Regions from separate parts of the Homo sapiens genome. Here region 1 is linked to region 2. Evidence: read pairs that join two places in POLR2A ChIA-PET (ENCODE). Cell type or tissue: CD4-positive, alpha-beta T cell. All regions are shown on one strand. Links, peaks and the distances in the headings refer to the core of each region. The heading gives the core; the rest is flanking DNA. Region 1 holds the start of LOC100507006 (a long non-coding RNA gene). Region 2 holds the start of LOC105374777 (a long non-coding RNA gene).

Evidence for each region. Peaks named below come from ENCODE experiments on the same cell type or tissue, not always from the same donor. Only the 100,000 strongest peaks of a DNase experiment are listed, where the experiment ranks them.
Region 1: POLR2A ChIA-PET joins it to region 2 with 5 read pairs; 2 of 35 experiments call an interaction of 5 or more read pairs at or near these places.

The regions. Positions count from the first base shown.
Region 1 is chr2:64,218,534-64,229,953 of GRCh38, forward strand. LOC100507006 (a long non-coding RNA gene) reads left to right here and starts at 9,868. Exons shown (of 5, transcript NR_120420.1): 1 at 9,868-9,989; 2 at 10,964-11,107. RefSeq lists enhancers at 9,024-9,733, 9,551-9,600, 9,734-10,442, 10,091-10,140. In CD4-positive, alpha-beta T cell, for the core only: no CTCF peak of the experiment used is centred there; no DNase peak of the experiment used is centred there.
Region 2 is chr2:64,762,202-64,773,621 of GRCh38, forward strand. It overlaps LOC105374777 (a long non-coding RNA gene), which reads right to left and starts at 5,996. Exons shown (of 6, transcript XR_940177.3): 1 at 5,845-5,996; 2 at 5,372-5,670; 3 at 4,063-4,098; 4 at 269-415; 5 at 1-32. RefSeq lists an enhancer at 5,436-6,281 and a silencer at 5,680-6,179. In CD4-positive, alpha-beta T cell, for the core only: CTCF peaks have their summits at 5,741 and 5,940; DNase peaks (open chromatin) are centred at 5,000, 5,710 and 6,090; H3K4me3 peaks cover 1,883 bases; H3K27ac peaks cover 1,774 bases.

The DNA of each region.
Region 1 (11,420 bases), core at 5,227-7,726, 540 kb before region 2:
GTTCAGAAATCCAATGTGTTTTGTGAAATGAAGTCACAACTGGGACTCATATCCCAGTAATGCTGCCATTTCTCAAAATATCTTTAGAATTCCTCCAATCTCCTCACTTTATTTTAACATCTGATATTGATAAAGATATATCACATCGTCATCAGGCTTGGCTCTGGATAGAGTCCTACCATTTCAAAAAAAAAAAAAATAGATCTCTCTTTTTTTTTTTTTTTTGAGACGGAGTTTCATTCTTGTTGCCCAGGCTGCAGTGCAATGGTGCGATCTCGGCTCACTGCAACCTTCGCCTCCTGAGTTCAAGCGAGTCTCCTGCCTCAGCCTCCTGAGTAGCTGGGATTACAGGCATGTGCCACCACACCCAGCTAATTTTGTATTTTTAGTAGAGATGGGTTTCTCCATGTTTGTCAGGCTGGTCTCGAACTCCCTACCTCAGGTGATCCACCCACCTCGGCCTCCCAAAGTGCTAGAATTATAGGCGTGAGCCACCGCACCCAGCCTAAAAAATAGATCTATCTTAATATTTATAAATCATTGAATATTTTCCCTTCCTTCCTTTCTCACATAATTCATAGGCACCTAGCTATGCCAGTCACCCTTCAAGATGCTGGCAAGATAAAGTCCTTATCATCAATGTGTTCATATTTTAATACGGGAGAAAATAACAAAATAAGTTATAATATAACCTAAATTTGTCCAGGCTTCACCAGTCTATGAGTGCAAATATGGTCCTCATAAGAAAAATAACCCAGATTTCACAGGCTTTGGCCCACTTACGTATATAGGAACTTAGCTTCCTGCCAGCCTTTTCACAGAGACTCCCACACTGACCCCTGAGGCTTCTCTAGTTCAGCTCTCCCCTGTTCATAGCTGCTGCTTTCAAGCCTCAAGGATTCCAGGTATCTGGTACTTCTTCCTCATCTTTTTTTTTTTTTTTACTTTTAAAACTTTTATTAAATGATGGAAGAAAAAATACTACTTATTATACTAGTTTAAAGCTTTTCAAAAAATTCTAGAAAACATTTTACAGGGGAGAAATCGCTGCAGTAGGCAGCCTGACTGGCAGCCAGTGTCTCTCGAATAGCTTATCGTAGAGAATGCTTACTGTTTTCTAAACTGATCTGCTGTAAAAAGGAAGAGGCTAGTTTAACCCAGTGAGCAAATGTGGAGCCAAAAGACAGGAAGAAAATAGGGACAGCAGAGTAACAGACATTTTCTACTGAAGCTCAGCAAGCTGCCCCCTCTTTTGGAGTGAGGGGTTAAAAGAACATAAATACTCTGCTACAGATAGTGGTCCCTGGTCATCACACAGCAGCAACACACCCCATGAGGGCAGAAGTTTTGTCCATTTTCTTCATGTCTTCATCAGACCTAGAAGAGTGCCCGACACTTACTAGCTGCTCAATACATATGTGAACGTTGAATGAACAAATGTCAAAATAGGGTTAGTCCTTCAATCCACATTTCACTGTGACCCAGTTATCTTCTACGCAGAAATGGGGAGAATGACTCTCCCCTTGCTCATTGCAACATTTTGTTTTCTGCGTCCCAATGCAAAGGTATCTGGGCCCCTCTTCTTCCAAAATCCTTGATGATCATAGCCCTTTTCAAATTCTGCATCAGCTCCTTTTTGTAAGAACAGTTTTGGTCTTTGAGTAACTGCTGGGAAACAGACATACTTGAACCCCAAGTATGGCCTAGGCTCAAACTTAATCTCCTGACTTAATTACCAGTTAGCATGATAAGAGCTATACTAGATGCACATACAGGGACATGGGAAAGGAACAAAGAAACTGCAGACAGCAGGAAATCAGAGGGAGGAGGACAGATGGTGTAGAAAGATGATGGATGAAACTCTGCCTGCTTCGTGTTTTTGCTTTGTACTTGCTCCCACCCCCCAATTTTTACTTCATAATCTGATTGGAACTTCCTCTTCCTCATTTTGTAATTTCCTCTTTCCAAGTACATGATAGGTGCTAATTTTGTTTGTTGACTGGCTAACAAAGAGAATTAAGACCTTAGTGGAGTCCCATTGCCTTTCCCCTAATATTTGCTTTTCCATATTGATTGCTCTTTGGTTGAACTGGGATATGAAATACTGGATAATGAGAACACAATAAATCCTCAGTTGTTCAAATCAATCACTACTAATGGACGGCACACAATATCCCAAGCATTGTGCTAGATGGAAAGCCACACAGATTAATAAGGGTGCAGCTCTAAAGAAGCAAACAGTGTAGCAATAGTGATGAAGCATGCCAAGCAGCTAGACTGTAAGGTAGAAAGAGTCCTGTGGTGTACTAGAAGATCACATAACTTGCTATAAGAACACAGAGAACACAGAGGAAGCAAAGAGAAGTCTAGTTTGTAGGCTCTGGGAAGGTTCCATAGACAGCTAGGAAGAATAAACAAGATTTTAACCAGTGGAGATGTGTGAGGGAAGCATGCAGACAGTGGAAGCCCCATGAACAAATTCCATCTACAAAGGGACATATAGATGCTTCCAGTGGTTTCTCTCATCCTTTATCAGTTATGTGGCAGTCTCTTATGACATAACCAGTAGAATAGTTATGGCATGTTTTTTAGAGTTTGCATTGAAGGACAGGGTTTCATTGAACAATGCTGCTGGCAGTATTTTAAAAGAAAGATTAAAGTGTCACACTGCATGTGACTCTGTCTATCTAATTCTGCATACAAAGCAGATGGCTGTTAAATGTTTGTTCCATCCCTGGTATTGTTTGCCTTGTAAATGCTAAAGAGAGCTGAAACCGAGAATTCTACCACAGTAAAGGAATTTTTTTGCCTATAATTTGTTTATAACATATTCTGGGCTAACAGGCAAGCTCTCTGCTCCCTGGGGCTATGCTGTAAGTGCACACACATTCCGGAATGATCAGCCTTTTCCTCGCTGATGCTAAGAGCCCCAAAATCAATACATACAATCATTTATCACTGACAGATTAGCAATTTCTATTGATTTCTTCTGAAATGGGAATTTGCACACTCCACGGAGCTTTATTCTTTTAATAAGCAACTAGGCAATCAGTTGTAATTTCAGGTTTTGAAATGCTTTGGCAACAGTTTTTATGAAACACACAGAAGAAAAACAAGAAGGGGCCCTGGATAGTTTCAAAGTCTTGCGAAGATGTACAGAAGCGAATTTCGATTGCCTGCCTGTGCCAACAGTGTACCTCTGTCCCCTGAAGCAGATGCTCTGTCCTTTGCCATGAATCTAAGGACTACTGTTAATTTGCAAACTTCCAAAGTCTGGTGGGCTTCTTGTCTTTCTTCCCTTTCTAAAAACCATTGTCAACCTGGGATACAATCTTAGGCTGTACATCTTCAGAGACTAGCAGGCAGCAGTGTTTGGAGGATCCACTTTTAAGCAGGCTTAACCTAGCGCTTTTCAAACTCTCCTGGGGAGCCCCTTAAAATGTGGATTCTGATTCTGGGGTGGGGTCTCAGATTTTACATTTTCAACAGGCTCCCAGGTGCTACCTGTGGCAGGACTTTAAACTCTTTTCCCTGACAGAATTCCTCTTCAAGGTAGAAAGGACAGGTGTGAGACAAGGGCAGAGTGCTAGGCACTCAAAGGCCACTTGATGACACAGAGCCCTGAACAAATGTCCCACAAACACCAGCAATAGAACCAAAAAGGAGAGTCTGAGCTCTTCACTGATAAAGCTTGTTCATTTTTATGTGTATCTCTGAGGCAGTACGTGAATGGGATAATAGAAGAAGGGAAAGAAAATCAATCATTCATTCCTCTGTTCTGTACATTTGAATCCCCTACTCCATACCAGGCATTTTAGGTGCAGGAAATGTAAAATATAGTAAAAGTGGTATAGAAAAGTCTATTTTGGAAATGCAGATACTGAAAGCATTCCCCTCAACCTTTTTCTTTTGGTCAGGAAACTTACTCCAAGACACCCTACACACAAGGAATCCAGCCGTTCAGCATTCCCAGCAGAACAACATTATCTATCATTGTTCTTTGTGTTCAGAGATATTCTGGCAAAGATGTTACTATTCCTGTGTGTGAGTTTGGCAGAAAGCCCTAAGATGTGACCTAATTTCCAAATAGCTTGTCCTTCTGGTTAGCTGTTATTAGTAAAACCTGCTGTAGTTTATGACTCTACCTTATAGACTTCGGGAAAATCATCAGGAAAGCAATGGAGATTTCCCACCTGAATTAGCTTGTGTTAACTAGCTAATCTTTTTAGAATAGTAGCTTCTGCCCATAATTTAAAGAAACGATGTAGAAACCAATGCATTATCTTTTCTTTCTGGGAGAAGAGCTCTTAAAAGCCTGGAAGTGGAAGATCATTAGGTAATGTGTTGTTAGCTCAAGAAGAGCACATTGTGGTATACTTATAGTCATACTGTCCAGTGGGGAGAATGTTTATGTATGGACCTGTCTTATCATCCCTTCTACCCTGAGTGGATCTTGAAAGTTAAATTATAACATTGCATTATGCATAAAGGAGAAGGATGCTTTACAGAAAAGACATTTACCAAGCTCTTGAGGGACCATTGTGTGCTGATCAATGACAGATGGTGTTCAGCTTTCACAATGTAGGAGTGCTAAAGGATGTGGGGTCACAGAAAAGCCGTGGAAAATCCTAGAGTAAAATATGGTGCAAGTTGTTGTCAGTCTGGCACAAGAAGAGGAGGTACCGAGGAAATTGTACCAAACACCAAGAGAGGAAAGGAAACTGAAATGAAAAATGATAGTACTTCAATTTCTGAAAAACAGGCCTGCCCCTAATTTAGCTATGAGATGTTGGGTAAGTTACCAATGTCTCTGGGCCTTGCTCTACTAGTACAACAGAGGAGAGAGAAATTCTAGAAGATTTTCAACTCCCCTCCTGCTCTGTAACTCTGGTTCGCTATGTGCTAAATGCACCTTGAAATAAACACTTCCTTTGTGTGTGTGTGTTGCGCGGTGGAATCCTCACTTTACAGAAGAGGAAACTAAGGTTCAGAGAGCTTAGGAACCCAGGCCAAGCTTACACAGCTATTAGGAGGCAGAGCTAGAACTTGAGCCCAGACAACCTGACACCATAGATAATGCTTTTAAGCTTTATGTTGCCTTTATATGTCTAAGACTTTTATGGGTAAAGAAGGAAGGAATATTTTGTAACTTTCTTAGAAAATCAATTGTCAGGAGATCTCTTAAAAAATTTGTTACATACCTTCTTTTAGAATTCTTGACATTGGGCCGGGTGCGGTGACTCACACCTGTAATCCTAGCACTTTGGAGGCCAAGGCAGGTGGATCACTTGAGGTTGGGAGTCCGAGACCAGCCTGGCCAACATGGTGAAACCCTGTCTCTACAAAAAATACAAAAATTAGTTGGGCATGGTGGCGAGCACCTGTAATCCCAGCTACTCGGGAGGCTGAGGCAGGAGAACTGCTTGAACCAGGGAGGCAGAGGTAGTAGTGAGTTGAGATCACACCACTGCACTCCCAGCCTGGGTGACAGAGTGAGACTCGGTCTCAAAAAAAAAAAAAAAAAAAAGAAAGAATTCTTGACATATTGGAGAGTGGAGTTTGATCTGAATAAAGGAAGCTGTTGTAACTGACATAATAATTTAAGGTCCAAGAATTTAAGACATGAGATGAGAAGCACATACTTTCCTCCTGCCTTACTCAGCTCAATTAGTTGCAGGTGCTGATACATTTACTTTTCAGGTTTTTGTCTGGCCAGTTGAGCCCACTATGTTCAGGCCGGGCTGCCGAAAAGTAGCTGCACAAGTGATGGCTAGTGACAACTAGAATTCATGTTCCTGTCTCCTAAACTTGAGATCCTGGGAGTCTAGGGAAACGCTGGGCTGCAAATGGCAGCTTCTCCACATCCTCATCCAACAGTCTCCCATGCCCATATGATGAGGTTCTGGCAGAGTTTCCTGGTTTGACAGACATTCCTCCTGAAACTGAATTCTTTATTAAACACCATCCTGCCTGGCTGGGGCTATGATACCTCTCAGCCCTCGGAGGCAGTGTGTTAAAGGGCAGTTGGGGAGTGCCAACTTCATCATTTTTGCATATCTGTATACCACTTGTACATACTGTTATTTACTTATATTTGTCTTTAAATGGACTCACTTTTGAAATTAAATACCTTAATTTTTTAAAGAAAATGTCAAGTTTTATAGTTAATAAGTTTTGTATCTAGGTCTGTGATTCATGTTAATTTTCTAAATGGTGAGAAGTAAGGATTCAATTTTGTTTTTGCATACTGATATCCAATTATTCCTGCACTATTTATCAAAAAGACTATCTTTTCTTCACTGAATTGTCTTTGCACCTTCTTCCCTCTCTTTGGGAGTTAAATTGGAATTTTTGTTCTTCTTAATTGTTAGCTAGGGAGCCAAAATATGAGCTGCCATCCACCTGTCTTCAACCAGGACTCCTTCCAGGAGTACCTCCTGCTGCCCACCCATTAGTTTGAAATCTAAGTTTGCTAATACCTTTGAACATTGTAATTTAGTCTCTTATTGGCTTCTCTTTGGCCACTCTGCTTACTAATAAAAATCCTCCCTTTTCTTGAGAGTTTATAAGTACTCTGGCACTATCTCTGCCAATTCCTCACATTCTCTCCTTTTCTACCAACCTGCCTGTGATGCCCCAAAAGTTAAAACTTACAAAATAAGTTTGAAATTTTATAAGGGGTGGAATAGGGTAGCAAAAGGTTTGAATTTTTGTGGAGGAGAAAGCAACGTCATTAATTATTGGCATGTCACAAATGAGATTCACTATTTAAGGGCTCCTGTGGCCAATATGTTATTTCCGCCATAAGATTCCTGTTTTGGAGTAGCCATGTATATACTGTCACACATATATGTACATATACAGACATAAACACACAAACATACACAGATACCTGGAAATATTTTGTGCTTAACGATGACTTTCCTTCTAGTTAATTTACAGATGTATTTTGTAGACCTGCTATAGGGGGCAAAATTTTAAGTTATAGGATCTTAGAGACACTAAGGGATCATCTGGGTTGGATAGGTTGTCAACTCTGATAAATTGGTGGGGATGGCTTGGAGCATTGTATTGAAAAGGATTGCTAGGCTGAGTTTAGCTCAGCAGGGAAGACAGCTGTCATTGATTAGTCATAGACTCCCATTGCTGGGGGTGGTGGCATGTATATGGTGTATGACTAACTCTAAGACTAGGCCACTCTTTTCCAATGCCATAATCTCTTCTACACTTTTCTTGACAGCTGAATTCTACTCATTGTAGGAATTCTTTCAGTAATTGTGAGCTTACTATTTTTCAGGAATGCTCATTGCTACGTTGAACAGCTCTTCTACATGTTCAAGTCTAAAATCTATCTCACAGCAACGTCTAATCATGTCTCCTAATTCTACCGTTTAGAGCCATACAAACCCATTTTATACCTATTCTACATCACAGCTCTTCAATTATCAGAAGACAGCCATTTTGTAACCTCTTCTAGATAAAAACCACCATTTCTTTCAATTATTTCTCAGATATTGTGGTTCCTGGGTCTTACATCATCCTGGATGTTATTTAATTTTTCCTTGCTCCCTTTCAGGTGTGCTACCCAAAAGGGGGCAGAGAATTTCAGATAGGATCTGACCAAGTAAAATTAATTGGGACTCTTTACTATTGGCTTCCATGTACTAATATTAATAAGCTTCAGTCTGCACCTGAAACATGTTACTTTGTTATTTCATATTGAGCTTTTGATAAATTAAAAAATTCTTTCTATATGAACTATTTGATTCAGCTCTTCTCTTTCCTCAGTTTATGTTTGTATTTGTACCTTTTGAACTGCATCTTAATAATGATTGCCCTTTCTTGAGTACCTATGAGTACCTATGTATTTTCTTTAATATCTATGAAGTAAATATTCTATTCTCATTTTGCAGTTGTGACAACTGAGATTCAGAGATGTCCAATCTACTCACATAAATAGTAAGTTGCAGAGCCTGGAATCAAACCCAGTTCCTTCTGGCTCTAAAGTCTATTCTCTTTTGGCTACTGATATGGTGTAGGATCTGTGTCTCCACCCAGATCTCATGTTGAATTGTAATCCCTAATGTTGGACGTGGAGCCTCGTGGGAGGTGGTTGGATCATGGAGGTGGATTTCTCATGAATGGTTTAGCACCATCTCCTTCGTGCTATTCTCCTGATAGAGTTCTCATGAGGTCTGGGTGTTTAAAAGTGTGTAGCACCTCCCTCTCGCCTTCCTCTTGCTCTGGTTATGTAAGATGTTGCTCCCCCTTTGCCTTCCACTAGGATTGTAAACTTTCCAAGGCCTCCTCAGGAGCAGATGCCACTATGGACAGCTTGCGGAACCATGAGCCAATTAAACCTCCTTTCTTATAAATTACCCAGTCTCAGGTATTTCTTTACAGCAATGCAAGAATGGACTAATATAGCAACCAGATACTCAATTTAGCAATTCTGAATACTGAGTCCATTATAGAAAAAAAAGAAAAGGTTGGGGGACATAGGTCATCCTTTTGTCAATATGTTCGTTGTTTTTGGGATTGTGATGAAGTCAAGCATTTTGTTTTTTAAAAATAAATAAAAAGGAAATACAGTTTGGCTTGACTAGTTCTGGTGAACTCTTACTGGTTCTTAGGAGTCACCTTTCTAAAGTGCTCACTAGCTGCTTGCTTAACTATTCAATCTAGAACTTTGCTGGGGATTGATGGCAAATGTGTCTGTCTATAATTGCTAGAATCCAAGTTTATGGGGATATTTGTTTATGTCCTTTGTCTGATCCTCGTCCTATTTCCCATAAGATCCCGTGGGCTGCTCGCAGTGGTTCTACCCTCATATCTGCATGTTTGTTCAGTTCTCCATTATGGAAGTGGGGTGGGGGAGGGGTTTGCCTTCATTTAAGGTAAGCTAAATGCTTTCACAATATATTCCTGTTTATTCTTTGGTTTCCTCCCAATGTTATTTCTTCCATTTCCAATTTGTAGGTAAAAAGCATTAAGCCTCTCTCTTAATGGAGGGATTAATGGAATAGAGGCACTCAATAAAGCTCCAGTAATTTCTGTTAAGTGGATTCTAAAGTAAACACTTTTATGGCCCCAACAACAACAAAAGACAGTGAATCCACTTACTCAAAAGCCCACCTAGTATTATATATAAGTCAGTGAAATGCATTTGGGAACTATCTACTCTTTCAGATGATCTGTGCTGGGAAATCTCTCCATTAATAAAAATAATAGCCAAACTTGAGTGCTAATAAATAGGGTTAATACTTAGTGTCTCAACTAGACCTAAGAGTATATCCATTTTAAAAGTTTTGTTTTTTTTTTTTTAAGTTTCTAGCCCATGACAGACTGACGTATCTAAAAATCATAGATTAGGTAAAGAATGTGTGCAAATTAAAATCCATGCACAGAAACCTATGTGAGAAGAAGGAGCGTTGTCATCGCAGACGTTTAACTGGGTAAGAGTTATGAAGTAAGCACTTAAAATCCAGCTAAAAGCCTACTCTCGGTTGTTTTCATGCTCCCCAGTGCTAGAAAGAGAGCCTGTCTGCGAAACACCAGTAATTGCACGTTGTCTGTGTGAAAGGACATTGAAAGACTCGATAAATTACAAGGAGGGAGGGAGCTAGCTCTCATTGCAAACTTGACCTAGCCTAGATTAGCAACCCGGGATTTGACTTTCCATGTGACCCTTCCTCTTTGTAGTCTTCAAAAGCAAGCCCGTACAAAGCCCGGCTCCTTCCTTCCTTCTAACTCCCTATCAGGAAGCTCCTTCGCCCCTCAAATCCCTTCAGGGGCTTTGAAATCCTGGGCTCCCGAGCCCAAGCTGGGCATGAATATTCATCGGGGGCGTGGCCCCGCCAGCGCGCAGGGCTCCAAGCAGCTGCGACTAGCGGAAAGCGCGCGCCAGCTGCACGCAGGGAAACAGTTCTCATTTTGTGTGCTCGGCTGACTGCACGTCCAGCCTCGGGCCAGCTCGAGACGGCCACATTGTGAGTCTGTGGGAGGGGTTCTACCGAGACGAATGGACTTTTCTGAGGCAGGGCCCAGGAGCTGTAATTCGAGGGGCCTCAGATCTCCCTGCCACCCACCTGCCAGGGCAAGTGAAATTCCACTGAGAAAAAATCAGGCGTATCTATTCTCTTCCAGGAGTTTGTCTCCCTTTTAAGAAACAAATGTCCCTTGTGTGAATGATTGGAGGCTTTTTATCCTCTGGTGGCGCCTCCTTCTTTGCAATTATCTACAATGGAGACTGTTTCTTCTCCCTTCTTAGTGATTACAACTGCTACTTGCATTCTTTTTTTACTTTCAAGATCATGAAGGCATGTTGTCTCTATCTTTCCTCTCCTTCATCCTTTACTTAGTAGTACCGATAGCACTTTTAACTTACGTCTAGTTAAAAGCCAGACATCCTGGATTCAGATTCTAGCTTGACCACTTATAAGCGCCATGAATGTGGCAAGTTAGCCTTTTTTGCATCTGTTTCTTTATCTGCATAAAGCAATAACAATACCACCTACCTCATGGTTTTTTTCCTGAGAATAAATAATTATATACAGTCATGCATTGCTTAAGATCAGAGAAATGTGTCACTGGGCGATCATGAGTTTGTGTGAACATCATAGTGTGTACTTACACAGACTCAGATGGTGTAGCCTTCTACACACCTTGGATATATGGTATAGCCTATTCCTGCTAGGCTACAAACTCGTGCAGCATGTTATGGTACTGAATACTGCAGGCAATTGTAGCACACTGGTAAGTATTTATGTATCTAAACACATCTAAACATAGAAAAAGTACACAGTAAAAATACAGTATTATACTCTTATGGGACCACAATAGTATATTGACTGAAATATTGTTATACAGCACATGACCTTATAAAACATGTTTGAATAGCGCTTGGCATATAGTAACCATTTAGTACATACTAGTTATTAATGTTATTATTTTGATTGGATAGGCCTGGTTGAAGATGGCTGAGCGTAAAACAGAATGCAAGTCAGCTGGAGCACGTACTACTGGAGGCAGAGCCCCATGAGAAGGGGCCAAGAACCCGCACCCATCAAAATCAAGAAGAAAGGCTGAACCCGGAGAGAAAAGGGAGGTGAGCCTGCGGAGGGAGATGGGATGCAGCGGAGGGAATTGGGGTGCAGCGGAGGGAATTGGGGTGCAGCGGAGGGAATTGGGGTGCAGCGGAGGGAATTGGGATGCAGCTGAGAGGGGAGCGCCAGTGGGGAGGTTTTGGGAGCCAAGCCATTAGAGGAAGGATCACACAATGTCCAGAGGTAATGAACACAGAACTTTTTAGTTTGTTTTTAGGTCAGAGTCTCATATCCTGGTCTGCACTCGATGGATTCTTAAAGCAATTGGAACCTCAGGCTGGTCCTGGAGCAAGAGCTGGTCCTTTACTTGGGGCT
Region 2 (11,420 bases), core at 4,649-7,148:
CTATCTTCAGCTTAGTGATGAGCAAGGAATGGCTGAAAGGAAAAAGAACTATACATTGCCCAATATTTCCCATTTCTTCTACGTCTTCATGTTCAGCATATGTGATTAGCTAATACAGGGAAATATAACAAGTAAGAAAAGATATATGATCCATTTCCCTGGTCATTCACATTTTTTAGAATGCCATTGCCTTTTTTTCTGCATTCAAAACAAGTTCTGGTTTGAATGGAAAATGTGACCTCTCAGGGCTGTCAGCACCCCCACTTACCAATCAAAGATGAAACACACATGTCACTGAACCTCCGAACATTGTAAGACAACCAGAATTCTGGGCTTGTGGGGCAGCAAGGAACAGCAGATGTACAGCTGATGAATATCTCCTCTGCTTGTGCGCCATTGTCCCAGCAGACATCACCTACAAATCATAGGTTCAAAAGTAAAATTAAGACTTTCAAGATAGCACGGCAGAGTATTAAAACAAACCTGGGCCCTTCTGAGTGTGAGGCCCTGTACAACTGCAAGGGATCTGTGATGCTAGCCATGTTTGGAAGAATAAATGAAGAGCCAGACTACCCAGCTGCAGACAAGATAATGATGCTGTGGACTGAGGGTAGGAGAGAAAGCCAGGGGCTCTAGATACGAATGTATCTCTGAGAAAGGGGGATCTGAGTCATGATCTTGGCTTCAACACTCCCATCTACCCATCAGGTCATTCCCCAGAAGCCCCTGGGAGGTTGGAAAATGAAAGCAGGAAAGAGCTGCTGTACCTTGCTGCCAAGGCTTTATATAATCCATTGAAACCTTGGAAAATATAGAAAATCCCAATAAAATAATTAAACTATCTATAATCCTACCGTTCAGGGAGAGTCACTGTTCGAATTTTGGTTCCTAAGTGATTTGAAATATATTCGTACAAAATGTGTAAATGTAACAATATATGGTAATCATTTCTCATAATACTGCATGTGCTTCTAGAAAATGATTTTTAAGTCAACATTGCTTTTTAAGGTGAGTATTTGGTGGTGGTTTGTACGATGAATTCTGGAGGAAACAATCTGACAACAGAGAGCCTGGTCAGGAGAGAAACACAAGAATCCAAGAGGGGCACTATGGAGGCTTGCAGTGGAAAGAGGAAGGAAAGGACTGGATGGGGCTTAAAAAGATAGTGAAAAAAGCAAGTCACCAAAGCTTCTATCTATATATAGTTCAAAAGCAGACAAAATTAAACACCATGTTATTCAGTAATATATATGTAGGCAGTAAAACTACATAGAAAGATGAAATTCAGGATGATAGCTCCTGAGGTGGGGCCAGGGAGGCAAATGTGCTCAGAAATGGGCTCACAGTGACTTCCAAGGGGCTAGTAATGTTCTATTTCTTAAGCTGGGTGGTAGACACATGAGTGTCGATTTATGATTATTTCTTAAGCTGTACACTTTCATTTAATATACTCTTTTGTGTGCATGATATAATATAGGCCTATATATCTTAGGCCAATTCCAGAAGATAAGGTTTTCCCCAGCCTCAGTCTCTGTATCCTGAGATTTTGCCAGATAGGTTATAGAAACTGAGGCTCTTCCGGGAAAACACCCAACTTCTTCACCACCCACAGAATTTAATCTTGTTGCTCTTAAGTAGCTGACTGGAGTATATTTGTCTGAAAGGTTATGTCTGAGCTGAGACCAGCACCAATGCAGGAATGCACTAGAATATAGATACGCAGACATACATGGATACACAGCAGACCTAACCATGTGTGGCCAGGACTGGAAAAGCTTTCTGCTCTGGAAGTGTCTTCCTTGTAGCACAAACAGCAGGTACATGGCATGTTTTTCCAGCTTCAGGACAGCCACCCCTAACCAAATCTAGGATGTGGAAGGGGAGGAGTAGCTGCCAAGTATGTTATAAAGTCCTCTTCAGGTTATAGCATATCTGCAGGATCCTTAAGGACAAGTACGTTGTGATCTTGCCTTTCCCGTATCCCAACTGGGTAGACGTGCTACATGAGATACTTTCAGCAGCCTTACAAACGTTTCTTATTCTAATATACAGAATATGTTTTATTCTAATATATGAATATTGCATATTCATATATATTATATTAAATATATAATATATATATCGCTGACACCTAAAAGCCATGATTATTGCTTAGAGCAAAGCTAAACTGAAGTAGAGAGCAAAGGTAGCCTGAATTAAAGTTTTTAAAAGCTTTCAAAAAGGTCCCTATAAATAGTATAGCTGGTGCATAGAGAGAGTACAAATCACGAAAGTGGTCTACTTTGGTGGAAAGTTTGCACAGGAATTTTGTGGTTCTTAAGAAAGTGGAATATGGGCAGTGAGCAGCCCTACTCTATGACCCTAACCACAACTTGTGACCCAAGAGACTATTGTAAATCTCTCCTCATTCCAATAATAAATCTATTTTGAGCTCTTCTTATCTGCCAGGCTCTGGTAAAGTGCTCTGTGTACATTAGCTCATATACAGATACACTCAAAATATTTCCATTTATTCAAATATATCCCTCCTCCTCTTCTTCCTCTTTGTCTTCATCAAAATCTTCATCACAGGGCATTAGTGCTGGGTCCTCTGAAGGGAAACCGCCCTGGCACCATCAATCCTGCACCCTTTCCTATTGTACTGAAGAGTAACAACACTAACTTATACATAAACCTATGTAAGAAACACCTACAATGGAATTGAAAACAAATCATTTGGCTTATTTCTGGCATGACTCCTGTAGTGCACAACCCCTTTTCTATCTCAATGCCTGTGCTTTTTCACTTTTGTAACAGGCAGAAGGACTGTGTACACATTACCTCACTGGAATATTTTGGAATCTAACTACTTGATCTCTAGTACAGAAAGCCATTGTAGGAAATGTGAATTCTGATAAACAGATCTTTGTTTTAAGTTACACTCTGGTGTAACGTAAAATTGATGTTATAAATTTTTTACATAATTATTTTATAATGGATACTCAGTAGACCTTTAACTCTGCCGTTACTTCTATTCCTAACATGCCACAAGAATAGAGGAAAAAATATGAACAACAGAATGCTTTTTAAAATGCTGATAACACAGGTCTACCAAGCTTTGAGCAAATGATTTCTATGGTGATTCATAGATTAGGTCCAGCTAGGTTGAGAGTGCTGAGGAAGAACAGTACGGAGGTTCCTCAAAAAACTAAAAACAGAACGACCATCTGACCCAGCAATCCCACTACTAGATATATACCCAAAATAAAGGAAATCAGTATCTCAGTGAGATATTTGCACTCCCATGTTTATTGCAGCACTATTCACAATAGCCAAAATTTGGAAGCAAAGTGAATGTCCATTAACAGATGAATGGATAAAGAAAATGTGGTACATATACACAATGGAGAAGTATTCAGCCATAAAAAAGAATGAGATCCTGTCATTTTCAACAACATGGATGGGGCTGGAAGACATCATGTTAAGTGAAATAAACCAGACAAAGAAAGACAAACTTCACATGTTCTTACTCAATTGTGGGAGCTAAAAATTAAAACAATTGAACTCATGAAGATAGAGAGTAGAATGATGGTTACCAGAGGCTGGGAAAGGTAGTCGGGGATGGCAGAAGTGGGGATGGCTAATGGGTACAAAACTAGAGTTAGAATGAATAAGCTCTGGTATTTGATAGCACAACAGGGTGATTACAGTCAACAATAATTCACTGCACGTTTAAAAATAACTAAGAGTATAATTGGAATGTTTCTTTTAGTATAAACTAAAAGAAAGTTAAGTGTTTGAGGTATACGCTATTTACCCTGATGTGATAAGTATGTATTGTTTGCCTGTATCAAAATATTTCATGTACTCCATAAAATATACACCTACTATGTACCCATAAAAAATTTTTAAAAAGCATGCTAAGGATGAAAGATTAGCTTTGTTTGTTTCCCAGTAAACTTCTCTAAAATAATAATCCCAAAACAGAACTTCTACAAATATTGAGTGTCTACTATGTACCCTCAGGCCTCCACAGACAAGCAAAAGAAGAAACTGAAGATTTCCCTCCAAAGATTAACTCACCTGTAAATTAAAGAGAGATCTGCCTGCCATATGTGCCTAAATTTAGAAAAAAAATTAAGGGTATTTTTAGTTAAAAAATTTTTAATAGATGATACATACTCAATTCCAAGATACAAAAGGATAGATCATGGAAAATAATTTTCTCTCCCATCCTAGCCTCTCAGTTACCTCCCAGAAGGCAAACATTGTTACAGGTTTCATATATATAATTTGAATATATATACAAGTTCATATATACCATGTATACTTATTTTTCTAAAGTAAATCATAGTAGTTTATATTGTTTCTGCACCTTTCTTTTTTCACTTAACAATATCTTGGAGATACTTCCCTATCAGTACATAAAGGGATTGTTTTAATCTTCTTCAAGGCCACATAACAGTTCATTATATAGATGTACCATGATTGTGGGACATTAATATTGTTTCTAACCTTTTGCTAGTACACACATTGCAACAACCAATGACTTCACATGTAAGTACTGCATCTGTAGCATAAACTTCTAGAAATGAAATGACTGGATCCAAGGGTAAGTGCAGTTGCCAAATTGTCTTTCATGAGGGTCCTGCCATCAAATGGGTGTTTTATAATGAATGCACTGTTAACAATTGCTATTGTGGTTGTTGTTTAAGTACTCATACAGTGGTAGGGCACAGTACTCTCCTCAGCAAAACCATGTAATAATGCTGTTTTTACAGACACCCCCACTTCATAGACTAGTTGTTAGCAAGAACAGTACATTGTATGCTACTCTACTTGAATTTTGTGGTTATAGAATAATTGGCATGGTAACCAAGCCATGGTTTAGTTAGGCTTTAAAAAACAAACCTATATCTATGTATGTATATCCAATCCTTTTTCTTAATAAATCTAAAAGGCAGTCGACTCTGGAGTATGTGGAGTTTAGAAAGTGAAACTGACTAGAAACCAAGATGAAAGATAATCAGGCTTCCTCTTCAGTGCTGACTGCAGCAGACCAACCAAATTATAAGAAATAAATTACCGTTAAAAAAATTCCCCGTTTTAATTACTGCAAATGTTAACGTGACTAGGTAAGAACTATTTTTAATCACCTATAATTACACGGTTAGTGTACAGCTAAAAGCACGAAGTCAGTATCCAAAAGCCACAATTAAAAAAAACAACAACACTAAGACAAACTTTGCTTTTGTTTGAAATGTGCAATATTTTTCCTTTACATGCTCTCTCTTCCCGAATAAATGCTACGTTTAGAATTGCTAGGGTTCCGCAGATACAGAAAGCCAGCTAGAAACATCCCTTCCCTGAATTCGATGGGCTTACGTCTTACCCAGCTTGAGCAAATTCTTGGCGAATATTTCATGAACTCACAAGAGACGAATTTGACATATTTAGAAGGGATGTAAAATAAAGTAGTGTAGGTTTTAAAGCTTTAGAAAATTGGGGAATTCCTTGGGCCAGAGAGAGATCATTAGACCTGCAATTCATACTTGGAATTACAAAGGGATACACAAAATTGAATTCTTTCCGATCATTGTGTATTAGCATCTCCCATTCTAGGTAGGATTTTTCGTTCACGATGAAGGCAAGGAGAGGGAGGGCCAGCTAGGTCCGCGGTCGGAGGAGTGTCTATAAATAGAAGGTGAAGTGTTCTAATACCGACAGGGTGCGTCATAGCGTCCCTCCCCCGAGCCGAAAGCGCCCAGGCAGCCCGCGGGAGCCACTGCGCGGCACCGGGACGCCCGCCCGGCTTCCCGCTCCCCGCCCTGGCCCGCGCCCCTCTCCCTCCTAGGAGCTGGAGACCTGCAGGCAGGGGCAGGGGACCCGGTCCTCTGCAGAACCCGAGCTCAGGGTTGCGTTAGACCCACTCCGGGGCGCACGGTCTTCAGCGGAGGGACGGCGGGGTGCGAAGGACCGAGGCGCCCCTGCTCGGGTGGCAGCCGATCGCCGCCTCCCGCATCCCCCGGCTGCCTCCCCCGTCCGGTCCTACCCTCCTCCCTGCCCGCGAAGGGAGAACAATAACCCGAGCGCGCCTGGGAAGCGGAGACACTGGGAGGCGGGCAGACAATGCGAGGGAGTTGCGAGGGGGCAGCCCCAGCGCACCGCGCGTTCTCGCTGTGTCCCAGCCGCGCCCGAGGGCTTGGCCTGGGGCAAGCGGGCCGCGGGGGCGCAGTAAGAGGCTACGTGGAAGATAATTTAGGTCTCTTGAAATCTAAAATCTCACAGCGTCTGTTCAAGGCCGGGGAGAATTTCCTCCAGTCTAGATAGAACATCAGCAGTTGGTTAAAATACACACAGACATGTGTGTATTTGGGTCCTTTTCTATTTTGGATCTGAATCTCTAAAGTCACTTTTGGAATTTCCATAAGCCTGTCTTTTTGTAAACAGATTTTTCTGGGATTCCCCCACCCCGACTCCTGTCTTGCGCTGCTTGTTCTTCCAGCTTGACCCTGTCCAGGTATCCCTCCCTCTCTCCCTCCCTCCTTCTTTTCCTCCTTCCCTCTCTCCCTACACACATACATTTGCCCCAGTTTGCACCTTTTTTTTTTTTTTTTTTTTTTTTGGTGCTGCAATTCTTTCTCCCTTTTGATTGGCGCTTTCTTTGGGTTCTTCTGCCCTTTTCGAAGTGCTGGTTTTATTTCCATCCCTCTCATAATTTGTTTTCTCCAATTCATTTCCTCTTTTTTTTTTTTGTCACAAGTAACTGTATCTGCATGATTTTTTCTTCCTACTGCCATAAGTTCTGTTCCCTTAAGGGCTCAAGCGTTCCTGGGGTAGGGAGGGGACAAGAGAATTTCATTGCATTTTATCTGAGGGAAATAATGTGTTGTAGTTCCACTTTCAGGGAGTCGGGGATACTGGGATTTTATACTTACATATGGGTCAAACCGTCTTAGCTGAATAAATCACAAACCTCTGTAATATCTAGGGTGCTTGGGTGCTTGCTTACAATAAAAAAGGCATGCAGGAAAAGCGGCGGTGGGGGGGGAAGTATTTTCAAATTAGGTCTCTAAATAGGGATTTTACAACATCCGTTTATTATTATTATCATATTATTATTATTTAGAAATGGGATCTCACCATGTTGCTCAGGCCGGTCTCCAACACCTGGCCTTAAGGGAGCCTCCCAACTTGGCCTCCCAAAAGTGCTGGTATTACAGGTGTGAGCCAGCATGCCACCCTCCACTTATCTTAAAGTAAAATTTTGATTATATAGTATGTGAAAGAGACTGGCATCTTTCATTCACCCATGAAGTGCCATCTCCTTGGTCTCATTTTTTTGCATTTGTCCTCATCTGCGGAATGTCTGGCCACTTTGCTGTTTCCTCTGGGTGTGGTTTAGAGTACAAAGTACAACCCTTTATCAACCAAGCAAATCAGAAATAGCTCCTAGATGTGGGACGTGAGAAAAAAATCAGGCAAAAGAATGGTTAACATTTTAACAAAAAGCATGCTGTTTGTGGCTGAAATATTTGGAGGTAAGAAGGTGTGTGAGTGGTCCCAGGGTGAGGGGGCGAGGTAGGAGTGGGGGTTGTGCAATTATGATAAATATCTAGGAGGCAGTTCTCTTTGCCAGGGCTGACCCCCAGGTTGGGCGGGGCCTGGACATAGCACAGATCACGTTTCTCCGCAAGTGATACCAGATAGAAATGAATGTGGTGCAGCCATGACAGAAAAACCTACAACCAGTGGCAGCAATGACAACATGCAGAGATGAGGAAGAGTTGTCCAGCTGAGGAGAGAGAAGTGCAGGGTAACTGACAGGTTTGTCTTTGTGGGTACCAGCTCTGTATCAGGAGCCCTTCCTCCATCCTGCCACCTCTTCTGCCTGCCTAAGTTACCAAACCTGCTTTCTGCCAGCCAGGACCTAGATTGAAGGGGAATCAAGAACAAGCTATAGGTCATGAGCAATCCTAGCCCCACATGCCAGCCTCACACCCTTCAAAACATTGTAAAGATTTGAGCATCCAAAAGTCAGGTTCTAGCCAGCAGGGTTAAGACTCTAAAATAATAATCATATTGTATCAGTATTGAAATTTATTTTATGCTAGGTACTCTGCTATGTGCTTTAACACAGTATCTCATTTAATCTATGTGCTTTAATCTCAGTATCTCATTTAGCAACAAGAGGACTTTGAGATATATATTAATACTCTTATTTTACACATGAGAAAACCAAAGCAGAGAGGAGTGATTAAGGGTTTATTTGCCTTTGGTCACAAGGCTAATGAGTAGTAGACCAGGACTCAAACCGCTGTCTAGCTCCAAAGCCTGTAATATGAACCCCTCTGAACAAGGAGGAGATAAAGGCCATTCCCAACCACGAGGACCTGAAAACTCATCATCTAGTGAGGGACAGTTGCAGTAGCTCTCTCTTATTTATCACTTAGGGACCCAGGTCTGTGTTTACAGAGGTCTACAATTCTGCAAAGAGAGCACTATGACAATCACCTTTGTTCCTTTGGAACTTGATTCAGGTCCTTTTAAGGAGAATCTGTAAACCTGAAAGAGCAAGGATTTCTGAGAGGACCCTAAACTGTCCTAAGCTGTGCTATCAAGTTTGGGGAGCAAAGCCTTTATCTGCACAGAGCAGGAGAGTTGGCTCCTTCCAGCAGCAAGAGAGCAGATCCATTACCAGGAGCAGTCGCGGCAACAGCAGCTGTCAGCAGTGATGAGGCAGGCCCCGAGCAAGACGCTGCAGCTTGGGCAGCAGTGGCAAAAGATGAGGGTGGGGAGCAGTACAGTTGTAGTGGGAAGAGCCTTGATCAGAGACAGGTTGGCAACAGCCCCAGAGATGAGCCAACACTTAGGTCAGCAGACATTGGAGGAGTCCCAGACCCTACCGGATTGAGTGCAGGCAGCCACAGGCTGGAGGTGTTTGACTAGAAAAGAACAGTAGAACTGCAGTACTTAACAAGGACTCTGGAGCCAGCCTGCCTGCATTCACACCCTGCCTCCATCCCTTCCCCACTCTGTGACCTTAGACAAGTTCATTAACCTCTCTGTGCCTTAGTTTTCTTATCTGCAAAATGGAGATAATAATGCCACTAATACCTCCCTCATAGGGCTGCTGTAAGGGCTAAATGAGGGAAGGCTCACAACGGACCGTCTTGGGCACATTGTAAGTCCTCTCTCAGTGTAAGGTGTTCTTATGATAATTATTCAGCATGAACAGGCTGAGCCCCCTGGAACTGACAGGGTAGGAGGGCAACAGGGAGAGTCCCGCTTGGGGTGTCCATTCCCCCAGTAAGAAAATAAAGCAAAACCAGATAACAGACTGATGAGGTTGGAACTCCAACAAAATCCTGGGTAGAAGTTTAAGTGTAGCGTAAGACCCTAATTCCTCCCCACCACTCCACCCTAGCCCCTGCCTTTTCTGTGCTGAAGACCCTGAAATGCAAATTCCACAGAATGAACAGCAGTGTGGGTGAGTAAACCAAGCATTGGACTAAGTGCCAGAAGAGTTAAGTACAGGTTGTACCCTTGAGTAAGTCACTTAACTTCTTTGAGCTTAAATTTCCACGTTTGTAAAATGAATTAGGATGAACTCTGGGGTTGGGGTGGATCTTCCCATCATCCTTCCCTTCTTCCAGAAACTGTTTCTCTCCAGCCCCCAACTATTGGGATTACCATTTTCTTACATGACTCCATCCCCCTGGCCACAGTTGATTGGTCCATGAGTGGGCATCTGACACAAGCTGGGCCAATCAGAGGACTTCCCTGGGATTTTTTTTGTTTTGTTTTGAACTGGTACTGAGAAAAATCAGCACCTCTGTGGTGGTGAGTCTGTAAAAGTAGGTAGAGTGGGGCTCAGGACCATTTGGCAGCCCTATTTTCACCCTGTGAAGTCTAAGAAGCAAACATGCAGTGAAAAGCAGAGACAAGAGATAGGTCCCTCTGATGGCATTTGTATCAAGTGTTTCTGAGACCCACGTGTACCCTTGCCTTGCCTGCAGTTAAGTGGGACACTCAGATGTCCTTCCAATCGATTCACCCCTTTTGCCTAAGCTGGATCAAATTCGTTTTCTGTCACTTGCAAGATGCTGATTGATACAGACTAGTTTATTTCTAAGATACCTTTAACTCTAAATGTCTATGATTTATATAAAAAATTAATGAATGGTGTTCAAATAGAACTATGTCTCTGAATTGTGGGTATTCATGCGGAATAATCAAAGGTTTGTTAAAAAAACTCTCATTTAACTCACTTAAAAGGGTAGACTAGGTTAAAGATGATCTCTAGTCTTTTATTATATCTAAATGAAAGAAATAAATAGGTCAAGAGCTGGTGTTTTGGCGAACTGTGAGGAAATCAGCCATTAAGTTATAAAAATTGATTTCAAAACTGTTGACGTGGTGACCTGGTTTTGAAATTGAATTCATTTTTTCCTGTGACCAGTATAACACAAGAGGAGATTAGTAACTTTGGCTTGATGAAGAACAATAATTTAGAAAGGCTGGGTCACAATGTGGGTATTTTGACCTAAGTTACCTACATTGACTGTCTACACTACATAATCAGTAATGAGTGAGTGAAATCTCTCTTTTGGTTTAAACAGATAATGTAAATAACTAGCTAAGTCTCCCACTTCTGGTTTCTACTCTAATCGATCCACCTGTCTGTGTGTTATTAAAAATAACTTACATTTTAGCTTTTGGTAAATAATCTTTATTTAGGCTTCTTGAGCATTTATGGATTTCAATATGTAAAATTTTACATTTTTCCCATGGTAAAATAACTCAGTTATCTGATAACAATAAATCTTTCTATTTCACTTTTAAAAATATCCTAAAAATGAGCCCCCAAAACCTTTCTATTTCTAATGACCTCTTCTCAATATTAAATTTGAAATGTATGCACATGTGTCTATACTTACATCTGTAATTGTGTCTCAATATTCTCATCCTACTATAGTAAATTCTTGGTAATTAGTGGTAGTGGGGGATGGTACTTTCATAGATAATGTTAATTGAAATCCATAGAAAATTATGAGTTCTCATTTTTGCTGTTATTGTGATTTTAATCTCCTCCCCAGGGGGGAAAAAACTTTAAACCAGAGTTGACATGTGTAGTAGAAAAATTAGCTATTTTGGGTTTCACCCACTCTTGGCCCACTTTTCTTAGTGGATGACCTCCCAAGATGTAAAACTGTAGGTAAGTTAGAAGTGGGAAGAGGCAGAGGAGGCTGGAGATTGTATATACCATTACTGAAATGTTAATACATTTGAATAACAAAATATTGGTGATGTGGGCTAAACCCAGGATATAGTGGCACCTGTTTACTAGCCTCAGACTCCCAAGATTCTCATCTGGAGCAGCGCAAAAACCCAGCTCTCCACATCATCCTTACTTACAAGTCGGAGCCCATGTAGCTGTA